Linked DNA regions of Homo sapiens: region 2 is linked to region 1. A link is an interaction called in ENCODE POLR2A ChIA-PET data of the cell type or tissue named here. Cell type or tissue: HepG2. All regions are shown on one strand. Each heading gives the region's core, and the rest is flanking DNA. Links, peaks and the distances in the headings are about the cores only.

What was found. Peaks named below come from ENCODE experiments on the same cell type or tissue, not always from the same donor. Only the 100,000 strongest peaks of a DNase experiment are listed, where the experiment ranks them.
Region 2: POLR2A ChIA-PET joins it to region 1 with 16 read pairs; 18 of 35 experiments call an interaction of 5 or more read pairs at or near these places.

Annotation. Positions count from the first base shown.
Region 1 is chr16:57,857,480-57,869,922 of GRCh38, forward strand. It overlaps a transcript of KIFC3 not described here. Among named protein-coding and RNA genes, the nearest start is that of KIFC3, 61 kb to the left of the region's middle. In HepG2, for the core only: a CTCF peak has its summit at 6,271 (motif pointing left); DNase peaks (open chromatin) are centred at 5,482 and 6,252; H3K4me3 peaks cover 1,850 bases.
Region 2 is chr16:57,774,493-57,786,935 of GRCh38, forward strand. All of the region lies in intron 3 of KIFC3 (kinesin family member C3), which reads right to left. Among named protein-coding and RNA genes, the nearest start is that of MIR6772, 8.4 kb to the left of the region's middle. RefSeq lists enhancers at 150-728, 1,279-1,338, 1,307-1,885, 9,244-9,846, 9,847-10,448 and 2 more. In HepG2, for the core only: a CTCF peak has its summit at 7,539 (motif pointing left); DNase peaks (open chromatin) are centred at 7,539 and 8,399.

The sequences.
Region 1 (12,443 bases), core at 4,036-6,535:
GTGGTTTGCTGTACCCATCAACCCGTCATCTCCATTAGGTATTTCTCCTAATGCTATCCCTCCTCTAGCCTCCCACCCCCTAACATGCCCCAGTGTGTGACGTTCCCCTCCCTGTGTCTATGTGTTCTCATTGTTCAACTCCCACTTATGAGTGAGTATGTTCAGTGTTTGGTTTTCTGTTCCTGTGTTAGTTTGCTGAGAATGATGGTTTCCAGCTTCATCCATGTCCCTGCAAAGGACATGAATTCATCCTTTTTTATGGCTACATAGTATTCCATGGTGTATATGTGCCACATTTTCTTTTTCTTTTTTTTTTTATTTCTTTTCTTTCTTTCTTTCTTTCTTTTTTTTTTTTTTTTTTTTTTGAGACAGAGTCTCTCTCTGTCGCCCAGGCTGGAGTGCAGTGGCACGATCTCGGCTCACTGCAACTTCCGCCTCCTGGGTTCAAGTGATTCTCCTGCCTCAGCCTCCCGAGTAGCTGGCACATGCCACCCCACCCGACTAATTTTTGTATTTTTAGTAGAGATGGAGTTTCACCACGTTGGCCAGGCTGGTCTCGATCTCCTGACCTTGTGATCCACCTGCCTCGGCCTCCAAAAGTGCTGGGATTACAGGCGTGAGCCACCGCGCCTGGCCCCACATTTTCTTTATCCAGTCTATCATTGATGGGCATTTGGGTTGTTTCCAAGTCTTTGCTACTATGAATAGTGCTGCAATAGCTTTCTTTTTTTAGCTTTCCTGATACTGAATGAGCAAAGAAATTTAGCTTCTTTTAGTCTCAGAGCCTCATTGCAATCCAAATGTCCATTATATGTCTTCCCGGGCGCAGAGCACTTCGCCCCTAGGAGAAGAAGCCTTCCCTTCCCCGGAACACAGAAATAGCTGAAGCCAATTTTAGTTTTTTGTTTTATTTTTGCTTTTTGTTTTGTTTTGATTTTTCCTTCCTGTCTCATTTCAGTAATAGCAGAAAGATATCCAATATAAGGTCCGTGAACCATTTATAGAAAATTAAAGTGCACCTCATGACAGTCAGTGCACATCATGACAGCCAGCATTGTCTTTCTCTGGAGTTCTGCTCCAGGTGTATAATTGCATGTCATTAACTTTCTATATCTCACCAATTCACAAACATAGCTTTTTTTTTAACCATCCCCTCCCTTAACAAATTTAAATTTACATAATTGAGGCCGGGTGCAGTGGCTCACACCTGTCATCCCAGCACTTTGGGAGGCTGAGGTGGACGGATCACTTGAGGTCAGGAGGTCAAGACCAGCCTGGCCAACACGGTAAAACACTGTTTCTACTAAAAGTACAAAAAAGATTAGCTGAGCGTGGTGGCACGTGCCTGTAATCTCAGCTACTCCGGAGGCTGAGGCACGAGAATAGCTTGAACTGGGGAAATCAATGCCGCAGTGAGCTGAGATCACACCACTGCTTTCCAACCTGGGCAACAGAGCAAGACTGTCTCAAAAAATAAAAAAAAGAAAAGAAAATACATAATTGAATTCACAAAACAAATTTAATTGCTATGTATATGAAGACAGACAAATGCATGGAAAAATATTCTGTGACGTATTCTTTGGTTTTATAACAAAAAAGGCAAACAGACACTTTTACTTTACCTTGTTCTTATCTTAATATAATACATAGGACCATATCCACCTCTTTATTTCAGAAAGTATTTGAACAGTTTCTATTCTGGAGGATTAGAGATTTCCTTGAAGCCATTACTACTCTACAACTTTATACTGTGATGGGCAGCAAAGATAATATTGTGCCTGATCACAAAGAGGAGACACAAGCCTTTCCAGAAATGTCTACGCTAAAGACACACACCAAAAATAAGGAGTTTACTAATCTATATTCTCAGCTTGAGTATTTTGTCTGCTTCCACTTCTAGACTTAAGATAAGGCTACGTTCCTCACCCTCCTTCCTCCAGCACTTGCTTCATGCAGTTAAAATGGAATGAATGACTTTAGTTAAAGCGTCAAAAGAGTCTCACTAAGGAGATACTAATTATAGCTGTTTTCACGAAGCTCTCAGAAACTCCAGCAGGGGGCTCATTCATTCCTGCTGAGCTGCTACAGACCCTAAGATTATGTTGTCTACATCAGCCTTAGAAATTTCCCACAAGCAACACTCCTCCCACACCCGCCGAAGTCATACACCAGTTACAGTGGGAGGGCAACTGTGTAGGTCACTACAAAGGGAACTGTTAGTTTCATCCCCACATTCCCCACAAACATTTAAAATAAAATCAAGGCAGGGTGCAGTGACTCACTTGTAATCCCAGCACTTCGGGAGGCTGAGGCGGGCAGACCACTTGAGGGCAGGAGTTTGAGACCAGCCTGGCCAACATGGTGAAACCTTGTCTCTACTAAAAATACAAAAATTAGCCAGGTGTGGTGGCGCATGCCTGTAGTCCCAGCTATTCAGGAGGCTGAGGAGGAAAGATGGCTTGAACCCAGGAGGCAGAGGTTACAGAGAGTTGAGATCGTGCCACTGCACTCCAGCCTGGGCAACAGAGTGAGACTCTGTCTCAAAAATAAAATAAAATAAAATAAAATAAAATAAAATAAAATAAAATAAAATAAAATAAAATAAAATAAAATAAAAACAAGTGGGGCAGGTGAAGCTCCCTTAATTCCTCCCTAGGAAATTCTATAAAGGCAGAGTACAATTTAGAAAATCAAACTGGGGCTCTGGCTCACGCCTGTAATCCCAGCACTTCGGGAGGCCGAAGCAGGTGGATAACCTGAAGTCAGGAGTTCAAGACCAGCCTGACCAACATGGTGAAACCCCGTCTCTACTAAAAATACAAAATTAGCTGGGCATGGTGGCACATGCCTGTAATCCCAGCTACTCAGGAGGCTAAGGCAGGAGAATCACTTGAACTTGGGAAGAGGAGGTTGCAGTGAGCCAAAGATCATGCATTGCACTCCAGCCTGGGCAACAGGAGTGAAACTCTGTCTCAAAAAAATTTAAAATAAGAAAATCAAACTGGACATCCAAATGATAATTAACTTACATATGTTCATTCATTACCATTGCTGTTACCAGAAAATGGGTCTTGTCCCAGACCCCAAGAGTGGGCTCTTAGATCTCACTTTCTTGGGAAAGAATTCAGGGCAAGTTGCAGAGTATAGCGAAGTTAAGATAGTTTGTTAGAGACTATTACGGAGTAGGGCTTCCTCAGAAAGCAAGAGGAGGAATGCCCCTACTTTAAACTTTTTATTTATTTATTTATTTAGATACAATATCTCCCTCTGTCACCCAGGCTGGAGTACAGTGGCACTATCATGGCTTACTATAGTCTCAACCTCCCAGGCTCCATTGATCCTTCCACTTTAGCCTCCCAAGCAGCTGAGCTAGAGGTACATACCACCACGCCTGGCTAATTTTTATATCTTTTGTAAAGACAGGGTTTTTTCATGTTGGCCAGGCTGGTCTTCAACTCCTGAGCTGAAGAGATCCATCCATCTCAGCCTCCCAAAGTGCTGGGATTACAGGCATGAGCCACCATGCCTGGCCAAGAATGCCTCACCTTAAACATAGTGCTTGCTTATATAGGTTGTTAAGAATAGCATACTTCATTACAAAGACTTTTGATCAGCTTGTGACGGGCTATTAGTATTGTTATTTTCCTATGCTACTACTGATTTCCACAAGAATTTATATGTGTACTATTATCTTTAAAGCAAAACCTATTCTTAAACTAAGAATGCATTTTGTTCTTGAAATATTGGGACGTTTCCATAAGTTCTGGGTCTTTATTTGGTAAGTTAGCATCATTAACTCATCCCCTCAGCCATAAATATCTTGTGACCAACAGTACCAACCCCCTGGAAATGGGGAATGCTACCCAGCAGGATTGGCTTTACCCAGCCTTTATTCAAGATGGAGTCACTCTGGTTAGGACATCTCTGACACTATTAACTTTCTATCTCAATGTCTTTCCTTCTCTCACTGCACAACCTTAGATAATTAATTTGTTAATTATCAATCTCATAAATGAAACAAAGCTGATCAGGGCACATGGCTGGTCTGGATGTTCCCAAGGATGTATTGCAGGTGGCAGGAAGGACCGTGGACCCAGCGTCCACTTTCCCAGGGGTCGATCATAAAACAATTTGCACCATGGTACTGGGGGCCAGAAGGGCAAAAGGGAGCCATGTGATCAAAATAATCTTTCCTAGGCCAGGCGCGGTAGCTCACACCTGTAATCCCAGCATTTTGGGAGGCCAAGGCTGGTGGATCACTTGAGGCCAGGAGTTCAAGACCAGCCTAACAAAACCCTGTCTCTACTAAAAATACAAAAATTAGCCGGGCGTGATGGTGTGCACCTGTAATCCCAGCTACTTGGGAGGCTGTGGCACGAGAATCACTTGAACCTGGGAGGCGGAGTTTGCAGTGAGCCAAGATTGTGCCACTGCACTCCAGCCTGGGCAACAAAGTGAAACTCTGCCTCAAAATAATAATAGTAATAATAATAATCTTTCCAACAGGTAAAATATTTTCAAGCTGAAGGAGTGGAAGTACTGGCTAGTCATATGTATAGATCATCAAAGAACAAGGATGAGCTTCTGGAAGCGAATTCTGGCAGCTGGGCTTACCTGCTACTCCCTGGGAGCTTTTTGACGTCCTTATTATTATTATTATTTAATTTTCTGTCCTGAGTAGCTGGGGCTACAGGTGCTTACCACTACATCTGGCTTTTTTTTTTTTTTTTTTAGTACAGACAGGGTCTTTCCCAGGCTGGTCTCAAACTCTTGAGCTCAAGTGATCCTCCCGCCTCAGCCTCTCAAAGTGCTGGGATTATAGGTGTGAGCCACCTTGCCTGGCTGAGATTTCATCAAGCTACTTAGAACATCGTGCAACTTAGAATTCATGAATTGTTTATTTCTGGAATTTTCCATTTAATATTTTTGGACCTTGGTTGACCGAGGGTTACTGAAACCTCAGAAAGCAAAACTGTGGATAAGGGAGGATTACTATACTGCCATTAAGTTGTATTTTAAAAATAATTTCAAAAATTGTATTCAAGTAATATGTGTATTCAATTAAAATTTCATCCCTTCAATGTTTTATAAGTAATTCAAATACCAGAGTGGTAACCATCTTCTAAGAATATTAGCTACAATCCCAATCACTGTTTTTCAAAAAGATGTTGTCAGTCCTGCTTCTGAAATTTCTCTCCAACAGGCCTCCTCCTCCCATTCCCACTGCCCCAACCCAGCCAGGCCCTTACCTTGCACTGCTCCGGGACACCAGCCTCCAATCTGAGGGTTTCCTGGTGTCTGGGCTTCCATGCAGCTGTCAGAGTGTTCTTCCTGAAAAGAAACTCCATCTGTGCCATTTTCCGAGCAATACGTTTTACTGGGTTGTCCTGTAGCCTTCAGGATAAAGTACAAATTCCTGAACATGACACCTCGGATGAAGTCCGTCCCCTCCTTCCCAGATTACCACCTGCCCCTTTGACCCTGCCCTTTGGTCATCAGCCACAATCAGCTGCTGTCTCCACCAAGCCTCACCAGCTCTCCAAGCCTTCACCCATGATGCTGTCTGCCTGGACTGCCCTCCCTCCCATTCCTCTGCCTACAAGATCCGATATGCGCTTCAGCCTCCAATGTTAGCTCACCAAAATCTTCCCTTTGAATTATGAATGCAGCTGGCTGCAAACTCCTCCAAGTGACCAGAGTGTCCTATAATCACGTCTATTATAGCATCTTTGATTTAGGGGGTGATTTTTGTTTTTTTTGTTTGTTTGTTTGTTTTTCTTTTTCTTTCTTTCTTTTTTTTTTTTTTTTTTTTTTTTGCATTTCTGTATTTCCTAAGAGAATGTGAATTCCTAGAATCCTAGGAATTCTCATCTGATTTTTATTCCCAACGTCTAGCACTATGCAAAGCAAAAAGTAGGTACCCAATAACTGCTTTTGGAATGAATAAATGAATCAATGAATGGTACCATGCAGCTGCCAAAGTGCTTTCTGCAAAGCAACTCTGACCTTGTTGCTCTCTGAGCTGTGCTCCTTCCTGGGTGATGAGGTAACACTGGAAGCTATTAACAGATAAGAAAGAGAAAAAAAAAAGGAGGGGAGAGATCTCTGGGTCTCTGACAAATTACTTATTTTCACTGAGTTTCTGTTTCCTCATTTGTAAAACAAAAGTGCTGTCCGGATGAGCTCTGAAGGCATCTTCCAGTTCTCAAATTCCAGCCTGCTTGGCTCCTGAACAACTTTCCCAGAGTCTCTGGCAGCTATAACCCAAGTCTTAGCACCATCTAGTGATAAACAGGCACACAGCGGGGAGGGAAAGCCGGGGAGTGGGGAGGGCGGATAAGAGAAGGAAATGCCAACTTTAATTATATTATGAGCCGGCAAGGAATTAGGTCAAACCTGCAAATACAAAGTTAAACCAAGAGACCTAACTTTATCCTGGGGATGGAATAAATAATTAGCTTCAGAACATGGATGAAGTAGACAATTATAGAATGCCTGAGACATGGAAAAGGCAATAAAACAATTCCTGTGTACCCTGGCCCTCTTGTTCTTTTATCAATTTACTGCTTGTTACTGTAATTAAATATTTTTCTTGGGAGGACATGTACTTTTGAAGGGCCTATGGCATGGGACTCCAATAACTCAATAAAACCACAAATTAAGTATTTATTAAGAATATATATGTATTTTCAAGTTTCTTCCTTACTATTTATTTATTTATTTATTTATTTATTTATCTGAGACAGGGTCTTGCTCTGTGGCCCAGGCTGGAGTGCAGTGGCATGATCACGGCTCACCGCAACCTCGAATCCCTGGGCTCAGGCGATTCTCCCACCTCAGCCTCCTGAGTAGCAAGGACTACGGGGATGTACCACCATGCCCAGCTAATTTTAAATTTTTCAGCTAGGCACAGTGGCTCACGCCTGTAAATCTCAGCACTTTGGGAGGCCAAGGTGGGTGGATCACAAGGTCAGGAGTTTGAGACCAGCCTGGCCAGCATGGTGAAACCCCGTCTCTACTAAAAATACAAAAATTAGCTGGGCATGGTGGTGCGTGCCTGTAATCCCACCTACTCAGGAGGCTGAGGTAGGAGAATCTTACCCCGGGAAATGGAGGTTGCAGTGAGCCGAGATCGCACCACTGTACTCCAGCCTGGGTGACAGAGCGAGACTCTGTCTCAAAAAAAAAAATTCCAGTAGAGATTGGGGCCGGGGAGGTCTCACTATGTTTTTGCCCAGGCTGGTCTTGAACTCCTGGGCTCAAGTGATTCTCCCACCTTGGCCTCCGAAAGTACTGGGATTACAGGTGTGAGCCCCAAGCCCAACCTCTTTACCTTTATTGGAGTGTGATAAGACCAAAATATGACTAATTAACACTATAGGAAATAAGGATAATTCTGAGAGAAGCAGCGAAACAATAACAAAATACTAGTGTCTACATTCTTTTCTTTAAAACCTACTGACCTACACATTTTTATTAACCTAGTATTTGTTTGCTAAATGACTTTCTAGTTGCCAAAAAACAAGAATAAACAAATCGACTGAACAAATGACAAAAGATAAAGAAACAATTGAGCATTGAGTAACAGAAAACTATGTTGAGATTTTGCTAAAATCTGTCCCCAGGGCTGTCCTGAGACCATCTTCTGGACAAAGCACACATGTAAAGGGGTAGGTACTTTATAGATACTTTGAGCAATAAGGGCCTTTAGGCCAGCTATGGTGGCTCACGCCTGTAATCCCAGAACTTTGAGAGGCTCAGGTGGGAGGATCGCTTGAAGCCAGGAGTTTGAGACCAGCCTGGACAACAAAGCAAGACCACATTTCTATAATTTTTTTTTTAATTAGCCAGGCATGGTGGTGTGCACCTGTAGTTCCAGCTTCTCAGAAGGCTAAGGTGGGAAGATCGCTTCAGCGCAGGAGGGTGAGGCTGCAGTGAGCTATGATTGCACCATTGCACTCCAGCCTGGGTGACAGAATAAGATACTATCTCAAAATAATAATAATAAAATAGGCTGGGTGCGGTGGCTCACGCCTGTAATCCCAGCACTTTGGGAGGCTGAGGTGGGTGGGTCACCTGAGGTCAGGAGTTCGAGACCAGACTGACCAATATGATGAAACCCCATCTCTACTAAAAATACAAAAATTAGCTGGGCATGGGTGGCACGTGCCTGTTGTCCCAGCTACTAAGGAGGCTGAGACAGGAGAATTGCTTGAACCCGGGAGGCAGAGGTTGCAGCGAGCCAATATCATGCCATCGCACTCCAGCCTGAGCGACAGAGCAAGACTCCATCTCAAATAATCATAATAATAAAATAAGGGCCTGTGAGTGGGGAGCAAGTGAAATCAGTCCTACATTTAGGCCATTTCTAAAGTGAGATTCCATTGTAATGCATAATTACATTTGCAAGTCGTAATAACCTATGTCTGCATGTACATTACCTTATAAACCTGTTCTTACTCATCCATTTGGAGTCTAATGGAACCTGTGTAACCATTTATTGACTGATACATTATATACACAGTAATGATTATTGCATAACCCCAAGAACACAGAGAGTACAAATCTGAAACTGGACCATTTCACTGCAGTGCCATATTTTCCAAACCCAAAATAAGGCCACTTGTACTGACAAGAATGTGCACATGACAAAAGGAAAACGAGGTCTGATAACACACAGCACCTCCAGGTGACTTCCCTCTTGGCACATTTATAACCTAGAAGTGTTTGAAAAAGGAAGAAACTGCAGAGGGAAAAAGCAAGTCAGCGTTTTTTTTGCCTGGAGTTGGAATCCAATGGTTGGGTTTTGGAGACTGCTTTGAAGGAAAACGATGACTCGCTGGGCAGGTGCGTTTCAGACACTAACAAACATAAAAGAATGTAGGGAGTTATGGGTGATGGACTCATGAGACAGGTCTGTGCCTGATTTTTCTATTTTGCCTGCTATTAACTATATGCCTCAACCTGTAAGCTTACAGACGTATTTCTTTTATGGCTGATGCAGTTACATAAAGGATGATACGTTTCATTTGGATAAACTCAATTTTATCTGAAAAATCCAAAAGCATTTCAAACATACAGAGTTGAAAGACAAACTTTTTTTTTTTTTTTTTTTTTTTTTTTTGAGACAGGGATTTACTCTGTTATGCAGGCTGGAGAGTAGTCTTGTGATCGCAGCTCACTACAGCCTTCACCTCCCAGGCTCAAGGGCTCAAGATATCCTCCTAGCTCAGCCTCCTGAGTAGCTGGGACTACAGGCGTGTGTCAACAAGCCTGGCTAATTTTTGTATGTTTTGTAGAGATGGAGTCTCAGTATGTGTTGCCCAGGCTGGTCTCAAACTTGTGGGCTCAAGCAATCTGCCCGCCTTAGCTTCCCAAAGTGTTGGGATTACAGGCATGAGCCACCGCACTTGGCCAAAAAACAAACTTTAAACAAATAATAATTTTTAATTATAATAATGCTTACATAGGTAACCAAAGTACTTCAGGAGATGATCCATTAGCCCAGCGCAAAGCCATCAGCTTCATAATAAAACCTTGGCAAATTTAAAACACCTGCAATTCATTTCATGCCTCGTGATTTAAAGTATATTACATTAATGTGAAAAATTACCTTCTGAACTCACACTCATTGAAGTGTAAATGTGCTCTCCTTCCCCCCCGGCCCCCGCCACTTCCCCATTTCATCCTGAAATTCCATTTGTAAATTCTGTACATCCACAGATGCCGTAGTCATTACCTCGTTTTTTGTTGATAAGTCTTCTCTGCCTAGAGGTTTTTATAAGAGTTATTTTTCCTGTAATGAATACTCAGCAGTTCAGGCCCATCTTTTCAGCTGGCTGGATGCTAGTGTCCCTTGATTAATGGACCTGCCAACTCGATGAGGTGATACCACACCAACAAAGGCTCAGCCTAGAAAATGTCACCTCTTATCCTGGTTGTCCAAGCACTTCTGTTTTATGAGCTTTGTGTGCCTCCCAGATGTGCCTAGTATTTCATTTTGGGTTTTGTTAATAAGAAGGCAAGTAACATGAAAGCAGGTAATTGGATTATTTAATGCAGTAGAAATAATTTCTTTTGTTCAAATAATGTGCTTCATATGATAGACTTTTTTTTTTTTCTATTTTTCATTCCTGTCAGCTTAACTGCTACTTAACCATTTAAGTCAATGTATAGGTCAATACAAACAACATTATTTTTTCTGCCTGGAGAGAAAGGCTTACAATAAGAATTGTTTGAGAAGGAAAAAAAAAAGTCCTCAAATAAAAACATTTTGCTTTTTAAAAAATTTGCTTTAATAAGACAAAGACATGGAAACCCTAGTTAAAAGTTAAAGTTGTGAACTTTGGTAGCAAATTTTGCTTGTACTTTTTTTTATAGAGACAGGGTCTTACTATGTTGCCCAGGCTGGAGTGCAGTGGCGTGATCTCGGCTCACTGCAACCTCCACCTCCCGGGTTCAATCGATTCTCCTGCCTCAGCTTCTCAAGTAACTGGGATTACAGGTGCCCGCCACCATGCCTGGCTCAAATTTTTGTATTTTTAGTAGAGATGGGGGTCTCAGTATGTTGCCCAGGCTGGTCTCGAACTTGTGGGCTCAAGCAATTCACCCATCTTGGCCTGGCAAAGTGCTGGGATTGCAGGCATGAGCCACTACGCCCGGCCTAAAAAATATATATTTTGCTTTAATAAGACAAAGACATGGAATCCCTAGTTAAAAGTTAAAGTTATGGCTGGGCACGGTGGCTCACGCCTGTAATCCCAGAACTTTGGGAGGCCAAGGCAGGCAGATCACCTGAGGTTGGGAATTCGAGACCAGCCTGACCAACATGGGGAAACCCCGTCTCTACTAAAAATACAAAATTAGCCGGGCATGGTGGCACACGCCTGTAATCCCAGCTACTCGGGAGGCTGAGGCAGGAGAATTGCTTGAACCTGGGAGATAGAGGTTGCGGTGAGCTGAGATTGTGCCATTGCACTCCAGCCTGGGCAACGAGAGTGAAACTCCGTCTCAAAAAAAAAGTTGTGTACTTCGGTTTTTTGTTTGTTTGCTTGTTTGTTTGTTTTTTGGAGACAGGGCTTCACTATGTTGCCCAGGCTGGAGTGCAGTGGCTGTTCATGGGCATGCTCATGACACACTGTACCCTTGAACTCCTGGGCTCAAGTGATCCTCCCACCTCAGCCTCCCAAGTAGCTGGGACTACAAGTACAGGCTCCAGCTCCAGGTGCATGCGCTTTTTATTTATCATTATTATGGCCTAAGATGGCTGCTGAATGTACTTTTTATGTTGTTGATAAGATTCCATTTCTTTTTTTTTTTTTCTTTTGAGACGGAGTTTCACTCTGTTGCCCAGGCTGGAGTGCAATGGCACGATCTCGGCTCACTATAACCTCCGCCTCCCAGGTCCAAACGATTCTCCCGCCTAAGCCTCCAGAGTAGCTGGGATTATGGGCACCCGCCACCATGCCTAGCCAATTTTTGTATTTTTAGTAGAGACGGGGTTTCCCCATGTTGGTCGGGCTGGTCTCAAACTCCTGACCTCAGGTGATCCACCTGCCTCAGCCTCCTAAATTGCTGGTATTACAGGCATGAGCCACCGTGCCCGGACAGATTCTTTTTCAGTAGAAGAATCCTAACTGTCAGACTGTAAGTAGGCAAAATTATGTGCTACTCCAAGCTTCTGAATAAAACATTCTTAAGAAATTACACAGGGCCAGGCGCAGCGGTTCACACCTGCAATCCCAGCACCTTGGGAGGCTGAGGCCGGAGGATTGCTTGAGCCCAGAAGTTCAAGCCCGGCCTGGGCAACATAAGGAGACCCCTGTCTCTACCAAAATTTTAAATATTAGCCAGGCATTGTGAAATGCGTGTCTATGGTCCCAGCCAATTGGAAGACTGAAGTGATCGTTTGAGCCCAGGAGGTCAAGGTTGCAGTGAGCCATGATCGTGCCACTGAGCTCCAGCCTGGGCAACAGAGCGAGACCCTGTCTCTAAAATAAATAAATACATAAATAAAGTAACCATGGAGCAGAATAAATTTCAAGGGGATTATGAAGACTAATGATCCCGAAGTTATAAAACAATGGGACTGCCCCCAAAAATGTATTCCACAATTTGAATAAAGGAAAGTACTTATGTAAGCACAAAATACCACGCTGGGGCCCAAATAAAAGAAGGAAAGTTAAAAAAAAAAACAAAAAAAAAAAACACACTTCTTTCAATGCCTGGGGGGATATGCAAAATGTAGGCCTCAAAAGAAACAAAGAGTAGAGCATGAGTACATGAATACATAATTTCCATAACCATACAAATCTAAAATGCAATAAAATTATAAGAAAGGGTGGGCCAGGCGAGGTGGCTCACACCTGTAATCCCAGCACTTTGGGAGGCAGAGACAGACAGATCACTTGAGGACAGGAGTTCGAGACCAGCCTGGTCACCAT
Region 2 (12,443 bases), core at 6,227-8,726, 81 kb before region 1:
TAGTTGACAAAATCTTTATGCTTTTCAGTAATTTTTTTTTTTCTTTTTGAGACAGGGTCTCACTCTGTCACCCAGGCTGGAGTGCAGTGCCTCGATCTAGGCTCACTGCAGCCTAGACCTCCTGGACTCAAGCCATCCTCCCATCTCAGCCTCCCGAGTAGCTGGGACTACAAGCACATACCATCACGCCCGGCTAATTTTTTTTTTTTTTTTAATGTATAGAAGGGTCTTGCCATTTTGCCCAAGCTGGCCTTGAATTCCTGGCCTCAAGCAGTCTTCCCGCCTCAGCCTCCCAAAGTGCTGGGATTACCGTTGTGAGCCCCTGCGCCCGGCCAGTAATTTTTCAGTCTCAAAGAATACGTAATTCCTACTCTCCCTACCCTGACATAAGTGAACTGACTTCCTCTTCAAAAGGTTGAAGTCTCCTTCCACGCCCCCTCCCTCCCCAGAAAGGCTGCTGCCTCAGCATGGGGCTGGGCGCACTAACCTTGATCATCTCCACTGCCGCCCCTGCCAGGCACTCAGACCCTGATGCAGGGAGAGTGGGGTTTGCCAGTGTTTGCTGGGGGTGGGAGGCGGGATACCCACCAGCCACCTGCCTGCGGCCCAGGGTTCTGTTCTGTCCTTGCATCACAATGGGAACCTGGGGGCTCCTGGGCTCTGTCCAGAATCTCAGAGGGGCACCCAAAAGGAAGTGGCCGCAACCGCAACCAGGGCAGGCTGGGGAGCATGGGGGATGGTGAGGGAGTTGAGGAAGGGGCTCTAAAGGCCCCTTTGTTCAGAGGTGTCAGACACTAGGTCATCTCTGGCTTCTTGAGGGCAGCAAAGCAGGGGGAATGTGACTGAGACGCAGCAGACTGGCACCACGAGCACTCTGGCCAAGGCACCAGTGGCCTGCTCCGTGGCAGGTGGTTGGCCAGCTCTACTGGGGGCTAGGTCTCGGGCTTGTAGGGAAGATGTCTGCTTTCTCCTGCACTTGAAGGCAGGCAATCTCTCAGAGTTAGGGAAAACAGGCAAGAAGTCAGAGAGAAACGGAGGCACCTGGGGAAAGCGGATGGAAGATGGCCTGGGAGCAGTGAGAGCCAAGAGCAGGCAGGGCCTTCCTCAGGGAAGACTGAGGGCCCTTCACACACTCACCGCAGCTTCCAGCCAGCAAGGGCCGTCCATGTCTCTAAGCCCAACAGGGGAGGGTCCCGAGTGCCACCCTGGGCCCGATACATACTTGTGGCCACAAAGGGGCAGCAGGCACATGCCTGAGCCCAAGACACAGGACGGAGGAGAAAGCAGACTCCCCACTAGGCGGCTGAAACGGTCCCAGGACAGCATGGACGTCAATCCAGGGCTGAGGACGGACCAGGCTGGGGCTGTGCGACACTCCTCCCGGGCCCAGGCTCCTCATCAGCCAGAGCAACTGAATCACGGGCCTGCTGCAGGGGGCGTCACCCTGCCTGCTCAAGGGGAAGAGGGAGCTGGGCCTGTCTGCCGGCTTGACACCACCTGCATTTACACTTCACAGGCAGAAGCGGCTCGACCAAGGGTGGGGCCAGCCAGCCCAGGTCTTTGTGTTTTCTCAGCTGTCTGCTTCCAAGGCGGCCTCTTACCATCACAGAAAGAAAACCTGCTGGTTACCTCCTTACCTCCCACCAAGCCCAGTCAACGATCATCAGCTGTCTGCTGAGGAAAAGCGGGCTCTCCCAGGCTGAAGCTGCTGAGCTGGGAAGGCCAGAGGGTCTGGGATCCAGACAACCTCAAGGAAACTCAGCCCAGAGGCCAGCGGGGCGGCCCTGGGAGCACACCCTGTGGAGCCCACAGAAGGCCTGATCCTGGCTGTATGACCACCGGCCAGGCCTATCTGTCCCCTGTCCACGCCACCCTGCCTCTGTTGCCAAGTCTTCACCTCTGGGTCCTTCCGCCACTGATGGGCAGTAATAGCAGCTGACAATTCGAATTCTAAAGCCAGGCTGCCCAGGTTCTAATCCAGACATCCCCTTACCTGCTGGGTAACCTTGGACAAGTCTCTTAAGTTCTCTATGTCTCTTAGTTTCCTTATTTGTATAATGAGGCTACCTCATGGAAGCTGTCTCGAGGATTAAACGAGATGATATATGCGAAGGCAGGGATTTTTGTCTGTTGTGTTCAGCACTGTACTCCCAGTGCCTGGAACAGTGCCTGGTACACAGTAGGTGTTCAGTAAGTACCTGTAGGAAGAATGCTGAATGCATGAGGGGCCAGCCAGAGCAGAACTTGTGGATGAGGTTGGTAAGCAGAGACAGAAAGGGTGGTGGGGCTGGAGCGTGCTAAAGGATGGTCACCTCCACCAAAGGCAGGAGCTGCCACTAGACCTCAAGCGGTGGGTGCCATGTGGGAATGTCAGCTCAGAGGTGCCACATCTTCCAATATTTTATGACAAAAAGGAAGTCTAGAGTTTTATGTGAATTTAATTAAGATTTGAATGTTGGAATTAATTTGATTTTAAAAGCAGGGCAATTAGAACTAATAAATTCAGCAAAGTTGAAGGATACAAAATGAACACACAAAAATCGGTTACATTTCTACAACTAACAATAAACAATCCAAAAAGGAAATTAAGAAAATAATTCCATTTACAATAGCATCAAAAAGAATAAAGTACCGAGGAATAAACTTAACAAAGGTTAAATATTGTATGCTAAAAACTACAAGATATTGGTGAAAGAAATTAAAGATGACACCAATAAATGGAAAGACATTCCATGTTCATGGATTAGAAGATTTAATATTGATAAGGTGTCAGTACTACCCAAAGTGATCTACAGATTCAATGCAATGCCTAACAAAATCCCAATGACATTTTCTAAAGAAATAGAAAAATCCATATCAAGGGACACCACATAGCTAAAACAGTCTTGAAAGACTGAAGGTCTCACACTTCCTGATTTCAAAACTCACTAAAAAGCTACAGCAATTGGCCAGGCGCGGTGGCTCATGCCTGTAATCCCAGCACTTTGGGAGGCCGAGGCAGGCGGATCACCTGAGGTCAGAAGTTTGAGGCCACCCTGGCCAACGTGACGAAACCCCATCTCTACTAAAAATACAAAAATTAGCCGGGCCTCATGGCAGGCGCCTGTAATCCCAGCTACTCAGGAGGCTGAGGCAGGAGAATCGCTTGAACCCGAGAGGCAGAGGTCGCAGTGAGCTGAGATTGCACCACTGCACTCCCGCCTGGGCAGCAGAGCAAGACTCCATCTCAAATAAAAAAAAAATTAAAAAAAAAAAAGCTACAGCAATCAAAGCAGTGTGGTACTGACATTAAAACAGACATAAAGAGCAATGGAATGGAATACAGAGTCCAGAAATAAACCCTCGCATATATGGTTAAATGATTTTTGACAAGGTTGCCAAGATCATTTAATGTGGGAAAGGATAATCTTTTCAACAAATGGTGCTGAGAAAACTGGATATCCACAGGCAAAAGAATGGAGTTGGATCCTTACCTTATACCATATACAAAAATTAACTCAAAATAGATCAAAGAGGGCCAGGCGTGGTGTAATCCCAGCACTTTGGGAGGCCAAGGTAGGAGGAGTGCTCGAGCCCAGGAGTTCAAGACCAGCCTGGGCAACATAGGGAAACCCTGTCTCTACAACAAGTAACCAAAATTAGCTGGGCACAGTGGCACACGCCTGTGGTCCCAGCTACTAGGGAGGCTGAGGCGGGCAGATCACTTGAGCCCAGGAGGCCAAGGCCACAGTGAGCCATGACTATACCACCACACTGCAGCCTGGGCAATACAGCAAGATCTTGTGTCAAAACAAAAAACAAAAAACCCCAAAGACCTAAATGTGAGAGCTAAAACTATAAAACTCTCAGAAGAAAATAGAGGAGAAAATGTCATGACATTAAATTTGGCAATGACTTCTTGGATATAACACCAAAAGCACAGGCAATAAAAGAAAAAATAGGTAAGTCAGACTTTATCAAAATTAAAAACTTTTGTATAACAAAGGACACTATCAACAGAGTGAAAAGGCAACACGTGGAAAATACTCGCAAATCATTTATCTGATAAGGAGTTATTATCCTGGATATATAAAGAACTATAACTCAACAACAACAAACCCAATTTAAGAATGAGCAAAGAACTTGAATAGCAATTTCTCCAGAGAAGACATACAAATAACTAAAACACACATGAAAAGATATTTAATATCACTGGCATTAGGGAAATGCAAATCAAAACCACTATGAGATACCACTGCACACCTATTAGGATGGCTGTTACAAAAATGAAAATAAGCAGGAGCGAGTCCCAGCTACTCCAGGAGGCTGAGGCACAAAGATTGCCTGAGGCCAGGAGTTCAGAGGCTACAGTGAGCTATGACCATGAACGGCCACTGCACTCTAGTCTGGGCAACATAGCGAGACCTCATCTCTACAAATAAATAAAGAAAATGAAAAACAAGTGCTGATAAGGATATGGAGAAACTGGAACCCGTGTGCACTGTTAGTGGGAATGTAAAATGGTGCGGCCACTATGGAAAACAGTATGATGGTTCCTCAAAAAATTAAAAATTGAACTATCATATGATCCAGCAATTCCATTTCTGGGTATATACCCAAAATAATTTAAAGGAGGGGTTCAAAGAGATACTTGTACACTCATGTTTATAGCAGCATTATTCACAGTAACCAAAAGGTGGAAGCAGCCCATGGATGGATGAATGGAAAAACAAAACAAACAAAACGTGGTATATCCATACAATGCAATATTACTCAGCCTTAAAAAGGAAGAAAATTCTGATGCATGCTACATAGATGAACTTTGAGGACATTATACTAAGTGAAATAAGCCAGTCACAGAAGGACAAATATTGGATGATTCCACTTACATGAGCAGTCAAACCCACGGAGACAGATGGCGAATGAGGAGTTACTCTTTAATGAGGCCCAAATTTCAGTAGCAGAAGATGAAAAGAGTTCTGGAGATGGATGGTGTATTAGTCAGTTTTCACACTGCTATAAAGAAATACCTGAGACTGGGTAATTTATAAAGAAAAGAGGTTTCATCAGGCATGGTGACTCACACCGGTAATCCCAGCACTTTGGGAGGCCGAGGCAGGTGGATCACTTGAGGTCAGGAGTCTGAGACCAGCCTGGCCAACATGGTGAAACCCTGTCTCTACTAAAAATACAAAAGCCGGGTGTGGTGGTGTACACCTGTAGTCCCAGCTATGCGGGAGCCGGAGACAGGAGAATCACTTGAACCCAGGAGGCGAAAGTTGCAGTGAGCTGAGATTGTGCCACTGTACTCCAGCCTGGGAGACAGAGACTCCATCTCAAAAAATAAAAATAAATAAATAAATAAATAAATAGATAGATAAATAAAAGAGGTTTAATTGACTCACAGTTCCACATGGCTGGGGAGGCCTCAGGAAACTTACAATCCTGGCAGAAGGAGGAGGAGACACAAAGCATGTCTTCTATGGCGGCAGGAGAGAGATAGTGAGCACATGAAGGGCAAACTGCCACTTTTAAACCATCAGACCTCATGAGAACTCACTATCACAAGAACTGCATGGAGGAAACCACCCCATGATCCGTTCACCTCTCACCAGGTCCCTCCCTTGACATGTGGGGATTACAATTCGAGATGAAATTTGGGTGGGGACACAGAGCCAAACTGTATCAGATGGTGATGGTTGTTGCACAATGAGAATGTACTGCTGCTGAACGTTACTCTCAAAAATGCTTCAGATCAGCCGGGCGCGGTGGCTCACGCCAATAATCCCAGCACTTTGGGAGGCTTAAGCAGGTGGATCACCTGAGGTCAGGAATTTAAGACCAGCCTGGCCAACATGGTGAAACCCCATCTCTACTAAAAATACAAAAATTAGCCAGGTGTGGTGGTGTGCACCTGTAGTCCCAGCTACTCAGGAGGCTGAAGTGGGAGAATTCCTTGAACTCAGGAGGCAGAGGTTGCAGTGAGCCGAGATCATGCCACTTCACTCCAGCCTGGGTGACAGAGCAAGATTCTCTCTCAAGAAAAAAAATATATATATATGCTTAAGATGGTAAATTTTATGTTACGTCTATTTTTAAAATGATTTAAAAAAAAAAAAAAGAAGAAGGCAGCAGCCAAACAAGACACATTTGAGGGCAAGATCTAGTTTTCCAGCCTGTGGTCTCTGAAGACAAATTTTTTTTTTTTTTTTTTTTTTTTTGAGATAGAGTCTTGCTCTGTCACCCAGGCTGGAGTGCAGTGGCGCAATCTTGGCTCACTGCAACCTCCACCTCCCGGGTTCAAGCAATTCTCCTGCCTCAGCCTCCCTAGTAGCTGGACTTACAGGTGTGCACCACCATGCCCGGCTAATTTTTGTATTTTTAGTAGAGACGGGGTTTCACCATGTTGGCCAGGCTGGTCTCGAACTCCTGACCTCAGAAGATCTGCCCACCTCGGCCTCCCAAAGTGCTGGGATTACAGGTGTGAGCCACCACACCTGGCCTGAAAACAATTTTTTAAGGTTCACTCTTGAGGTGCAGGGGGCAGGTAGGGAGTGCCGTGAGTGCCGGTCACAGTGGCTCATGCCTGTAATCCCAGCACTTTGGGAGGCTGAGGCAGTCAGATCTCTTGAGCCCAGGAGTTTGAGACGTGCCTGGGCAATATAGCAAGACTCCGTCTGGACAGAAAATACAAAAGTGGGCCAGGTGTGGTGGACACCTGTGGTCCTAGTTATTCAGGAGGCTTAGGTGGGAGGATGGCTTGAGCCCGGGAGGCAGGGGCTACAGTGAGCTGTGATCACGCCCCTGCACTCCAGCCTGGGTGACAGAGTGAGACCCTGCCTCAAAATAAAAAAGGAGTGTAGTGAGGTCTGGGCAGCATGTCACATTATTGGGAACTTCAGGAACCTTGAGGCCATGGCTCTAGGGACATTCACAAGAGGACAGGGGAACTCAAGGCCAGCAGGACATGGCCTGGGACTGTTGTTAACAACACTGGGGAGGGTCATCCCAACAGCCACAGCCTCCTGTGGTCACCAGACCAAGATGAGCAGCCTCTGTGGCCTGGGTCAGCTGGGTGCTCAAGGACTATGGGCCATTGGCCCAACTGCTCTCAGTAAATACAAACACCTCCTCCACCTGGCACAGCAATGAGGAGGTCTGAGAAGACTCCTGAGCTCCCACAAGCCCAGGTCCCAACAGTGATAATGGAGCCCCGTTAACTGAGTTGGCTTTGCCAGTAGGGCAGGGGGATTTCATAAGACCATTTTTCATCCCCTATTCCCCTGAGGTAGGTACTATTATTATCCCCATTTTACAGGAAGAAAAACTGAGCTCCTAAGAGGTTAAGCCTTGGTTAGGCAACTTACTTGAGGTCACCTGACCAGTAAGTGGTGGACCTAGGACCGGAACTCGCATCTGGCTGACCCTTGCAGAACCCTCACCCTTAACCATGGGGCCACACAGCCTTGCAGGAACAGCAGTGTGAGAAAGCAGCCGATCAGAAGCCAGTGGTGGATAGGGCTGGAAACACGGCACCATGGAAAACAAGGCAGAGTGTACCCCCTGGCGGGCTTTGCTTAGAGAGGCAAAGTTCAGAATTCCAGGAAAGTCCAAGTCTGAGTCAAACCACAGTGAGGCCAGCAGGAGACCAGGGCACACGGGAGTGACAGCTCACGATGCACCACACATTACAGTTGACCATCTTTTTTCTGTCCATTCTTACAACAGATCCACCCCCAAACTGCAATGCGACATTTGTGAGCCCCAGTTTAGAGACTGGGAAGTGAAGGCTCAGAGAGGAAGTGACTTCCTACAGCTGCCCAGCTGGCACATGGCACAGCCAGAATAGAATCCTGCTCACGGGATTCCAAATCCAAAACTCTCCCAGTAACAACAATGGTGGTGGCCACAGCAACACCAATGACTCACTAGGGATCATCTCATCACACCCTATTATTACATCCATCTCACAGATGAGGAAACTGACCTGCAGAGTGGTAATTAACTGTCCCAAGGTCACACAGCTAATAAGTAGTGCCAAAGTCAGGGTTTGAACCCAGCTCCAGGCCCATGTGGTTGGCCACATCTCCACAAGGTCGGGCCCTCCAGAGTATCTCAGAGACCTGGAGCTTCAGATACATCCCCTGAGAAATTTCCAGAAAAGAGCTGCAGTCAGAAGGTTCAAGGACAGGCTGGGCGCGGTGGCTCACGCCTGTAATCCCAGCACCTTGGGAGGCTGAGGCGGGTGGATCACCTGAGGTCAGGAGGTCGAGACCAGCCTGAACAACATGGTGAAACCCCGTCTCTACTGAAAAATACAAACAATTAGCCAGGCATGGTAGTGAATGCCTGTAATCCTAGCTCCTCAGGAGGCTGAAGTAGGAGAATCGATTGAACCTGGGAGGTGGAGATTGCAGTGAGCCGAGATTGCGCCATTGCATTCCAGCCTGGGCAACAAGAGCGAAACTCCATCTCAAAAAAGAAAAAGAAAAACAACATTCAAGGACAAAATGAGAACAAAGACCAGGAACCATTCTGAATTCCTAAGTCACTTGTGGGAGTGGGGTAAGCTCGGGGGTTCTCCTAAGAGAGGCTAGAGAGCTGGGGCTCAAATAACTAAAAAGGCTGGGATGTTTCCTCCTCACTTTCCCTTCTTAAAAAGTAAGTTGATTTTGTTAATTAAAGGAAAAAGTGTTTTCAAAAACCTCTTTAAAGTCACAAAAGGTTAGATACTACGATTTCACTTCTATGAAATGTTCAGAAAAGACAAATCCATAAAAACAGAAAGCAGATTAAAGGTTGCCAGGGGCTGTGGGGCAAGGAGCATGGGGAGTGACCATCAATAGGCCTGTTGGAGTGATGAAGACGTTTGGCAATGAGACACTGGTGATGGGTGCATTGCCACCTTAATATACTTACCACCGACCACCGAATTGTACACCTTCAAGGGGAGAATTTTATGGCATGTGAATTATATCTCCACAAAGCCCATTTTCTTTTCTTTTTTTTTTTTTTTTTGAGACAGAGTTTCACTCTTGTTGCCCAGGCTGGAGTGCAGTGGCGTGATCTCAGCTCACTGCAACCTTTCCCTCCCGGGTTCAAGCAATTCTCCTGCCTCAGCCTCCCAAGTAGTTAAGATTACAGGCGCCCGCCACCACACCCAGCTAATTTTTGTATTTTTAGTAGAGACGGGGTTTCACTATGTTGGCCAGGCTGGTCTTGAACTCCTGACCTCAGGCGATCCACTCACCTCTGCTTCCCAAAATGCTGGGATTACAGGTGTGAGCTACCACGCCCAGCCCACAAAGCCCTTTAAAAAACACTTATTTGCAAAATGAAGTGTCTGAAAAGCCTAACTGGGGAAGGTCAGGGAAGGAAGAGGGGCTGCTCAGCCTTTGCCTGAGGCCAGACACGTGTCCTTCAGGGTGGGCCCTGGACCCCCTGCAACCCCCCAAGGCGCTTGAGCCACACCTCTCCTACCACAAGTCCTTTTGCACTGGCTAGGCCTCAGCTCAGAGTACACTTTCCTCTGCTCTGTCCCAGAGCTCAGCTCAAGACGCCCAGGGACAAGCCCTCGAGGCCATGTGTGTGCCCATCCCAGTGAGCCCTTCCCACTTTCTGTGGGTGTGTGAAGCAAATGTCCGTTTTCCCCCAGGCAGAGCCTCCACCAGGTGGGAGCCTGCTGTCCACTGGGGTATCCCCCGTGCCCAGCTCAGTGCCAGTACAAAAGGGGCGTGCACAAATACCCAAGGGAGCAGGCGGGCATGCAGCAGGCAAGAGGATACAGGGCTAGCCTAGAGGAGTCCCCAGTTAGTGGGGAAGGCAGGCCCAGATAGTCAAGCTGTGGGGTAAGTGTGTAAGAGGAAGACACAAAGCATGAGGGGTGCCCCAAGGAGCCCCACCCGACTCAGCAAGGGGCAGGTGGGCAGGCCAGGCCATTCTTGAGAAGAGGACACACCTGTAAGCTGGAAGAAATGCTGCATTTCAAAAACGCGCACAATATGCTGCCCCCAGAACTGAGAGAACAAGTCACAGCACACATGATGCGCAACAGGCAGACGTCGGCATGTCCAGGCCATCTCTTTGCTGGCTCATGGGACACAGAAAGAACTTAGCTCTACCTGAAGGCCAGTCTGTCAACAGAGTGCTGGGCCCAGAGCTCAGAGGCCCAACAGCCAGGCCAGGGCACTGGATCAGAAGTGGGGATGATGTGGCAGACAGGCTTGGAGACCTTGGGGAAGTGGGCGAGGCTCAGATACAGCCACAGAGACAGACACTGAGGATGAGAGTGGGGAAAGAGGCCTGGGAGCCCACATGGAGATGCAGAAGGAGAAGAAAGTGACGCAGTCACACACACAGAAGAGGGCCGGTGGTCAGCCCCATGGGACGTGCAGCTCATGAGCCAATGGTACCCAAATGTCCTGCCCAGCCAATGAAGGAGACAACGCTGACCTGCATGAACCCTGGCTCTCCCTGGCTTCCAGAGGTTGAGAGATCCCTTCCCCAACATGCACTCAAACTAGCATCCACCTTTAACGAGAAATCAAAAGAACAAGAAACGTCATGCCAATCTCCTGTGGGGTGACCATCTGATGAGTTTTGTCCGCTCAGGCTGCCCAGTGCAGGGCACCGTCGAAGATGGGGTGGACTCAGGGTGGGAAGCACCCCGCACCTTCCTGCTCCACTCACATCTACGTCACCTCCTAGTGGGGAAGGTCCTGGCCCCTGGTAACCGCAAGGAGATGGGGCACAAGGAGGACCAGGATGGGAGGCCTCTGCAAGCTGAAAGAAATGCTGCATCTCAAAAGCGCATCCTCCAGGATGGGAGGCCTCTGACTCTCACCACCCTACCCTCCAGCGTATTCCAGGAAACGAGACCCCAGCTATCTCCTCTTACACCAGTAGCCTGGTGGGGTCAGGTGCCCAGGTGATGTCCTCTGACCTGCTCCATAGTGGGCAGTGGCCTCTGCCCATCCCAGCCTCCCCAGGTACCTGGTTCTGCAGCTGGGTGGACGTGGCCTGCTGGTCACTGTCGCGGAGGGCCAGCCTCTCCTGTAGGACCACCAGCTCCTCCTGTAGCTGGGTCTTCTCGTCCTGGAGCTGGGACATGGCCTCCACCATCCTAAGCACCATGGGGGCCGCACCTGGTGGCCCCGACAAGCTCGAGCACCTCCTGCTGCCAAAGAGACGCCCACCTACGAGCAAAGTAGTGGCTGATGAGAGGGCAGCAGAGGTCCCACGCTGGCAGAGGAGGGGGTCCATCACAGCAAGACAGACCACCAGGGATGATAGAGGTGCAAGCAGAGGGGGTGGGCAACCAGGTGAGGGCTGGGGCGGCAGCGGCATAGGTTAGCTGGGGCCTCCAGGGCCTGTCCCAGAAGAAGACACTTCCCCAGGCAGCATCTGGGGGATGAAATTACCTGGATCCGGACTTAAGAAAGCAATTTTCACTGAATACGGCTCTCAAAGCACATGTTCTAGGTCTGATGGGCCAGCCTCTCTCCATGGCCAGGCTGCAAGGAATCGCAGCTGGGAAAGACAAGGGATTCTCACCCTAGAAAACTCTATTCTTGTAGGAACGTTATTTCTTTAAGTCTCAAACCCTCTCAAGAGTACAGAAGAGTGGGGCTCCCCAGCCTGCCCCTGTGGCAAGTGGTCAACTGTGCAGAAAGAGGGGAGCCAGGGGAGCCGTGTGTATGTGCGAGGGACAGACAGACCAGGACACAAAGCCAGCCCCACACATGGAGCAAGAACTCAGCCAGCCGGCACCTAGCAAGGATGAAGCGCAGGAACCTCCCAGGCAAGAGAGAGGGAAACACCCGGCTGGGCAGAAGCTCTGCCTGAGTCCTCCTCCTCCAAAGGCCTCCCACTGTCCTGTCACCAGGAACGAGAGAGATGGACAGATGGATGAAGGACAAGAACACAGAATCAGGGCCCGTGACCTGTGCACGGGGCCTGGGATGCTTGTTACAGCTTGCTTCCAGGGCGCCAAGAATGGCCATGGTCTTTGCAGGTAGGGAGCAAAGAGTTTGGGGGAGAGAGAGAAGAATGGGGGGCTAGGGAGGAGGGATGGGGGGTTTGCCTCCTCCCCTCAGGGAGCACCAAATGGGATGTGACAGAGTGTGGCAGAGTGAAGGGTGAAGAGGGCATCTGCTGGCCAGAGAGCGCTGCCCTCCACCTCGGAGCCTGGGGCTCTAGGTGTTCCCACATTAGTCCCCAGGAAACCCAGCCCTCGGCAGGCTGGGGTTGGGGGGATCTTAGACTCTGGGAAGGAAGCCACTTGCACCTGAAGTCACACACCCCTCTGACAGCCTGGCCTGAGGGAAGCCAAACGGACTCAGCTGGACAGGGAAGTGGGGAGGGTGCAGCTTGCAGCTGGGCGGGGACATCTCAGCACAGCCCCAGGAGGAGGGGCAGATAGCTACAGGCCCCCCCAACCCGCTCTAGGAGAGCAGGAGGGGCAC